Linked DNA regions of Homo sapiens: all the other regions are linked to region 2. A link is an interaction called in ENCODE POLR2A ChIA-PET data of the cell type or tissue named here. Cell type or tissue: PC-9. All regions are shown on one strand. Region 1 overlaps MSL3B (MSL complex subunit 3B). Region 2 overlaps UGT1A8 (UDP glucuronosyltransferase family 1 member A8). Region 3 overlaps UGT1A8 (UDP glucuronosyltransferase family 1 member A8).

Region 1 (2,500 bases), 170 kb before region 2:
ATTATTTCCTAGGTGCCTGAAAGTGTTCTGACATGACACTTGCTACTTTGTAGGCCATCTGTGATGGCAGGTAAAAAGCAACTGTTCACAGTGAAATGTTCATGGAAGTGTACATAGGTTAGGCCATTTCAGCAGACATTGCAGTTAGTCAGCAAGAACCACATTGTTTCGTTATTTGTTAGCATTAAACAAAATTTTTTTTGCAAATTGGTTTCATTCTCTTGATGAAGCTGAGCAACTGTCCAACAAGGTTTAGTTTGTACTTGAAAACTGCAAAGTAGTCTCAAAGTATTTTAGAGGGAATCCATATTGATGGCAAAAGAAAATTTGCAGCTATAATTTGCTTCTGACGGTTCCTTCTCTGTGAAACATTATTTTTGGTGATCTAAAGAAAGCATTGCCTTTCTTGTTTGCAATTTTACAGCTATACTTTTTTGTGTAATGTTACGGTTCCCTTTCTGTAAAATGTTCTTTTTGGTGATCTAAATAAAGCCTCTCTTGTTTGAAAAAAAAATTAACTTGGAGTCATAACTACAGATATAATGACGATTGGAATATAAGAGAATGCTACGTATTCATTTAAACCAGTAAATTTGAAAGTCTTGACAAAAATGATTACTTAGGAAAATATATATTATATAAACTGGCTCCCCCTGAAAAAGTAGGTATTCCTCATTGTGGCACCTGACAGCCCCAAAGGTAGAAATTAAAACTAACCCACATATTTATTGCACACTATGCTGACATTTTAATGTAAATTTTAGACCACATAAGATTTAGTCTTTAGAGTCAGAAATTCCTTAGGTGCTAGCCCACAAATTGCTACATAAGAGAAAACAGAAAAGATTTCACTTTCTGTGATCCTAATAGAAAGCCCACAGAGACATATCTTCCCACTGTGGCTTCAGTAGCATCAAATAGGAAAGTGATAATACTGTGAGAGAATGACGTGCCACCCACAATATCTGAAGTACAAAGACAAAGCTGGATGTATTTTTGGTTAGTTAATTTGAGCAAAACCCGTAAGTGTCCAGATGGATTCTTCCTAGATTATCATAATTCTCTTGCATGTCCATGAAAGGATAAGGTATGTCACAAGGCTAAGAGCTTGAACTGTGCTAGTCCAAATTGAGACGTGCTCTAAGTGTGAGGTTAGAGCACTGGAGTTTGAAGACTTAATATGTAAAAATAAATGTAACATATCTCATTAATAATTTTCAGCATTGGTTAAATGTCGAACTGACAATATTTTAGATACATTGGGTTAAATAAAATGTTTTTAAAATAACTTCACCTATTTCTTTTTACTTTTAAAAAATGTTAATATTTTAAAAACTTAAAATGACCAATGTGTCTCACATATTTTTAATGGACAGTGATGCTCTTAAAAGTATTACCTCTATGGCATGGCATATGTCAAAAACTCATGGTCTTTTTTAGCTATTCTTTGATCCAATATCCAAGGCTTAGCTTCATGTATCCAAGCAGTTACAGGCCTCTACTAAATTAGTCAAAGCATCTTTTGGTCTTGTACTAGGATTACCTTTAAATCTGATGTTAATATATGCAGCAAATCCCTACTGTTAATAGAAACCACCCAACATTTTTTCTGCCGTTTACTAATTTGATTGTTACTCTTTCCCTCACATATTACCATATTCCTATGTACACACTCAGTCTGGCAGCCTTCTGTTACTCTTATCCAATGAAGGAGAAGCTCGTACTTGTGTTCCATTCACTCAAAAAGTATCTATGCCCATAACCAATCTTTGGATAGTCTAAAACAAAATCCCAATTTAATGGTTTTTTCATGTTATCTTAAAAATGAATAAAAAGAGATGATACCAGGAAGTCTAGGTGATAATTACTTTTCTTGCCCAATACTAGGCTTTACTAGAGAGCTGAATTTTATAATACAACTCTCCTAAGCTTTTGCTTGTGCAGCCAATTTGAAGGACAATTTGAAGTGAACTTAAGGATGAGTTGCCTTCCCAACTCTTAGAAAGACCCAAATAATAGCCATTTCTATAATTAAGGCTACTAATGTGAATTTAATCAAGCTACATAAAGCCAGTTTAAATTCCTCAGCCCAAATAGTAGCTATGCATAATAGAATAAGCTTGGATTTTTTTTTTTTTTTTTTTTTTGAGAAGGAGTCTCGCTCTGTTGCCCAGGGTGGAGTGCAGTGGTGCCATCTCCGCTCACTACAAGCTCTGCCTCCTGGGTTCACGCCATTCTCCTGCCTCAGCCTCCCCAGTAGCTGGGACTACAGGCGCCCGCCACCGCGCCCAGCTAATTTTTTGTATTTTTAGTAGAGACGGGGTTTCACCATGCTAGCCAGGATGGTCTCGATCTCCTGACTTCGTGATTCACCCACCTCAGCCTCCCGAAGTGCTGGGATTACAGGCATGAGCCACCGCGCCCGGCCAGCTTGGATTTTATTTGGGCCAATTAAGAGAGAGTCTAGGCTGTCGCTAATAATACTTCCTGCTATCTGGAG
Region 2 (2,500 bases):
AAGAAAGAAAGAAAGGGCATCCAAGTTGGAAAGGAAGAAGTCAAATTATTCTTGTTCTCAGATGACATAATATATTCAGAAAAATTTAAACATTCCACCCAAAAGCTGTTAGAACTGACAAGCAAATTCGGTAAAGTTGCAGTATACAAGATCAACTTACAAAAATCAGTAGCATTTATAAATGCCAACAGAGAAAAAACTGAAAAGGAAATCAACCCCATTTACAAAACGTACAAAGAATATATAATACCTAGGAATAAATTTAAGGAAGGAAGTGAAAGATCTGTATAAGGAAATGAGGATGAAGACCAAATATATATTTCACGATATTACAGTCCTACGTTTTCTTTATCCATTCATTCACTGATGTGTGCTTAGGTTGATTCCATATTTTGGCTACTGTGAATAGTGCTATAATAAACATGGGAGTGCAGATAGCTCTTCAATATATATTTTTTTCTTTTGGATATATACCCAGCAATGGGATATATTGGGGCAGTTCTAGTTCTTTTTGTTTTGTTTTGTTTTGAAGACTCTCCATACTGTTCTTCATAGTGGCTGTACTAATTTACATTCTTCAAATGTAAATTAGGGACTGAGCCCCATGTCTGTGGGACCTGATGCTATCTTCAGGTGGACATCTTCAGAACTGAATTAGAGGACACCCAGCTGGTATCTGGCAGAATTGCCTGCTTGCTTGGTGTGTGGAGAAAAAAAACCCCACACATTTGTTCACTGAAGTTTTCTGCGTTGTTTGTTGTTGAGTGAGAAAACAGGAAAAACCCTTTGAGTTTTTTGTTGGTTTTGTTTTCCACTCACAGATAGTACATATACAGAATGGAAAATTATTCAGCCATAAAAAAGGATGAAGACCTGTCATGTGCAGCAACATAAATGTAACTGGAAGTCATTATGTTAGGTGAAATAATCTAGGCACAGAAAGACAAATACCACATGTTCTCATTTATATGTGGAGCTAAAAAAGTGGGTCTCATGGAGGTAGAGAGTTCATTGGTAATTACCAGAAGGTGGAAAGGGTAAGTAGGGAAGGGGGGGTGAAAATGGTTGGTTAAAATTTAAAAAAGAAAAAGAAAAAAGAAATAAAATTTGTAATACTCCAAAAACTTTGATAGAAAAGAGAAAAACATCTAAAGGGCCAATAAAGCACGTTGATCAAAAAAAAAAGAAGAAGAAGAAGGCCGGGCGCGGTAGCTCACGCCTGTAATCCCAGCACTTTGGGAGGCTGGGGTGGGCGGACCACGAGGTCAAGAGATTGAGACCATCCTGGCCAACGTGGTGAAACCCCGCCTCTACTAAAAATGCAAAAATTAGCTGGGAATGGTGGCACATGCCTATAGTCCCAGCTACTCAGGAGGCTGAGGCAGGAGAATCGCTTGAACCCAGGAGGTGGAGGTTGCAGTGGGCTGAGATCGCACCACTGCACTCCAGCCTGATGACAGAGTGAGACTCTGTCTCAAAAAAAAAAAAAAGAAAAGAAAAGGGTTGGTTAATGGGCACAAAAACACCATTAGATAGAATGAGTAAGTCCAAAGTGCGATAGCACAGTAGGGTGACTATGGTTAACAAGAATGTATACTGCAGTTCAAAATAGCTAGAAATGAAGAATGGGAATGTTCCCAACATAAGGAAGGAATAAATGTTCAAGGTGATGGATATCTCAATTACCCTGATTTGATCATCGCACATTGTATACGTGTATCAAAATATCACATGAACCCCCCAAATGTGTACAACTATATTATGTCCCAATTAAAAGAATCCTGACATTCTATGTTTTTATTTCATGCCCCAGAATCCCTGGAACCATTTCAGTTATCCCCATCCCCTCACCCTTGCCTTTTCACAGTGGCTACTGCCAACTGTTCAAATTGTTAACAGAGAAATCAGCAGGTGTAAAGAAGAGAGGTAAGGGTCTTTGGGACCTGTTTGAGGCTTTCTCTCTGATAAAAAAGGAACTGGAAAAGAAAATTGAGGCATAAAAGATAGAGGGAGTTGCCTGAAGCCCTTCAAAGTTGTAAATATTTACATTGAAATTTAAAACTCACAGATTTTTATTTTCCAAAGTAACTCTGGGCCCTTTTCCTACATGTCAGGAGGGCATCTGTAAACACTTGTCTTAGGTCAGAGGCCATACCCCTTTTGCTGAAAAGGCCAGTCAGTAAATGTGTAGGCTTTGCAGACCAAATACTTCTGTGGCACATATTCTTCATTGTTAAATTGTTTTAAAACTACAAAAACCATTCTTAGCTCTGGGCCATATAAAAACAGGTCTCAACATAAAAGGAAAAAAAAAAACAAAAAACAGGCCTTTGGGCAGATTGGGCTCACAGGCTGTAGTTCGCTGGTCCCTGGCTCAAGGTCCAGAGACAAAGCATGGGACAGAGTTGGGAAAATGGATTTTAACCTGGACCTGTTCCCTTAGTCAAGCCTTCACCTCTGTTTGAACTGGGACATTTCTAAGGCTCATTCAATGAGTATG
Region 3 (2,500 bases), 52 kb before region 2:
CCTTTGATAAACATTCATGTCTGCCTCTTCTTCCTCTCATTGACCATTTAAAACCTGAAATACGCTACTAGAGACCCCTTAACAGTTTATCTCACTGAAGGCTATTACGACAAGCAGAAATAAAAGCACCAGAAAGATAAGTAGATATGGAAGCAATTGTAAGTAAATACAATTTTTAAAAACTGTTTTGCCTGGAACATTGATTGGATGAAGGCACGAACACCGACCTGAGATAGTGGCTTCCTGTTGGCACAGTTGATGCCCCCAATGAAGACCATGTTGGGCATGATCGGCCTGGGGTAATCCATCACAAAGTCCCCTCGGAACAGCCACACAGATGCATGGCTGAGAAGATCCACCACTGACACCTCCCTCTGAAAAAGCTCAGAGGCAAGGCTTGCATAAGGAGCAGAAAGAGCATGGCAAAGGTAGGACAGGGCCAGAGGGTAGAGCATGTTCTTGACCCTTTGCAGGAATGTCATGTGGTCTGAATTGGTCGTTAGTAACTTAGGAATATAGGAGGAAGGATTTGGACACTGTGTGCCCTTAAAGTCTAAATCACATGGAATGTTCCTCAAAAAAAACACAGCAGGAATTGATAGGTACTTAGCCAGCACTGCCCCACAGAGGTAAATTGGGTCTATTAAAACCACATCGAAGGAAGTAGCATTCAGGTGCCTGATCAGGGCCTCATTATGCAGTAGCTCCACACAAGACCTATGAAAGACCAAAGATGAATTTTTCAAAATTGCCATACTTTTAGAAAATGTCTTCAGAAAATGTTCTGTTTCAAAGTACAGTTGAGTGTGGCCCAGCACAAGGCGATCAAATTCATCCTGGGTCCATGAAATGGCATAGGTTGTCAGGGTGAAAAATTTCTCTTGTTTGATGTGCATATTCACCTCTGGGGTGAGGACCACCGCCTGGTGGCCTCTGGCATGGAGCTCCCGCACGGCCTCCCGCATGCGAGCCAGTGGCTGCCATCAATGGGTACCACCAGCACCTTCCCACTCTCAGCCCAGGGCTGGGCACTGAGAAGGAGTAGCACTCCTGTGGCCAGCCACAGCAGGGGAACCTGGGGTCCTGTGGCCATCTCAGCAGAAGACACGGACAGCTGACTGTCCACCCCACGCTGTGCCTCCTACATTTGTTTTCTTCATCTTAATTACCTTGTCACTGAGCCACTTAGCAAATCATCATGTAATTGGAAGATAGAGTGCTCTCCTCCTAGTTAATTATTACCGATTAACCAATCATTGTCTTTCATTATGGGTCCCACTTCGGGAAAGACCGATCACTCCTACTTGAAAAACTCATCTGACCCTGCGCTCGCTCTGGGGAACATCCAAGTTCAAGCTCTTGTTTCTCATCCAATTCCCAACAAAGGCCTGTGGAAACCCATTTCATGTCACAGCCTCCTACTTCTCTGTTAACCACGTTTATCAGGCTGCAGCTGAGGTCTGAGAGGTCCCCAACAGTGGTAGGCAATAGTAGGCAATCCACATTCACGCTCATGAATTACAACAGAAAACCACTACTAAGCAATCCAATTAATCTCTGCTTTGGAACCAAAGCAGAATCCATTGCTAATTCCCTTATCCACCAAATATTTATGGAATGTGTGAGCCCTACCTACTATGCTAGGAACTCGGGACAGAAAGCCAAGTTAGAAATGGTCCTTGCCTGAAAGGAGGGGTCAGGTGAACAGAGACAAACTCACAACTAGGCAATTACAGGGTGTGGTGCTCTAGGGGCTAAGAAGTCACACAGCAGGGCAGCAATATGATGGTCTTGCTTTGGGGGCTACTAAAGAGTGACATGTCCATGGAAAGTGTTTCTGGAACCCTTTTGAAGGTACTTTCTTTTTAAGCTGAAGACATAAGTTAATAGGTCACCATTGGACACACTCCCAGCTCCTTTCATCAAATCAGAATGAAGGGACTTGTTACTAAAGGAGCAACATAAACATGTCCATTGCCCTGTAGATCATCTACAGGGCCCTCCAAGGGAAACAAAGCCACCTTCCTTGAATCCCCACAGCGTTTTGTTCTGTTCTGCCTTGTATCTTTTAGCAGTTTGCATATCTGTCCTTGCTATTAGAGTATAGCTATATCCTATACATATATTCCTTACAGGCAAGATTTTGGCTTTGGAATCATGCTATCACTCAGGTGCCAGTCCACAGTTTTGCAGACAGTAAGCACTCTGGACATGTTTCTGTATAGAAGTGACTCCTCTTCTCTTTTCGTTCTAGACCCTGCATCCAAGCCAGCAAGTAAGTGCTGAATCTGGATGTTTCTACCACTGTCTCTCAGACCCAGCTGTCATGGTCCCATTTCAGGGCCCCTGTCCCCCAGTTGCCCAACCCCCAGCTGTCCCTTCTGAATCACTGCCTCAGCTGCTCCCTGAAAAACGCCACCCCACCAACACTTCTGGAACCTTGGTCAGCAGCTTCCTGGGCACAGAAGAAAATTCAGAGTCCTCTGCCTTGCTCTCAAAA

What was found. ChIA-PET counts read pairs that join two places held together with the same protein. Peaks named below come from ENCODE experiments on the same cell type or tissue, not always from the same donor. Only the 100,000 strongest peaks of a DNase experiment are listed, where the experiment ranks them.
Region 1: POLR2A ChIA-PET joins it to region 2 with 12 read pairs; 2 of 35 experiments call an interaction of 5 or more read pairs at or near these places.
Region 3: POLR2A ChIA-PET joins it to region 2 with 11 read pairs; 2 of 35 experiments call an interaction of 5 or more read pairs at or near these places.

The regions. Positions count from the first base shown.
Region 1 is chr2:233,863,451-233,865,950 of GRCh38, reverse strand. It overlaps MSL3B (MSL complex subunit 3B), which reads left to right. Exons shown (of 2, transcript NM_001425333.1): 2 at 1-1,288. Among named protein-coding and RNA genes, the nearest start is that of MSL3B, 3.7 kb to the left of the region's middle. In PC-9, no CTCF peak of the experiment used is centred here; no DNase peak of the experiment used is centred here; H3K4me3 peaks cover 317 bases.
Region 2 is chr2:233,694,121-233,696,620 of GRCh38, reverse strand. The region is part of intron 1 of UGT1A8 (UDP glucuronosyltransferase family 1 member A8); the gene reads right to left. The region is part of intron 1 of UGT1A10 (UDP glucuronosyltransferase family 1 member A10); the gene reads right to left. The region is part of intron 1 of UGT1A9 (UDP glucuronosyltransferase family 1 member A9); the gene reads right to left. The region is part of intron 1 of UGT1A7 (UDP glucuronosyltransferase family 1 member A7); the gene reads right to left. It also overlaps UGT1A6 and UGT1A. Among named protein-coding and RNA genes, the nearest start is that of UGT1A6, 2.5 kb to the right of the region's middle. In PC-9, no CTCF peak of the experiment used is centred here; a DNase peak (open chromatin) is centred at 1,560; H3K4me3 peaks cover 2,500 bases; H3K27ac peaks cover 2,500 bases.
Region 3 is chr2:233,745,807-233,748,306 of GRCh38, reverse strand. All of the region lies in intron 1 of UGT1A8 (UDP glucuronosyltransferase family 1 member A8), which reads right to left. The region is part of intron 1 of UGT1A10 (UDP glucuronosyltransferase family 1 member A10); the gene reads right to left. All of the region lies in intron 1 of UGT1A9 (UDP glucuronosyltransferase family 1 member A9), which reads right to left. The region is part of intron 1 of UGT1A7 (UDP glucuronosyltransferase family 1 member A7); the gene reads right to left. It also overlaps UGT1A6, UGT1A5, UGT1A4, UGT1A3, UGT1A and the pseudogene UGT1A2P. Among named protein-coding and RNA genes, the nearest start is that of UGT1A1, 13 kb to the left of the region's middle. In PC-9, no CTCF peak of the experiment used is centred here; no DNase peak of the experiment used is centred here.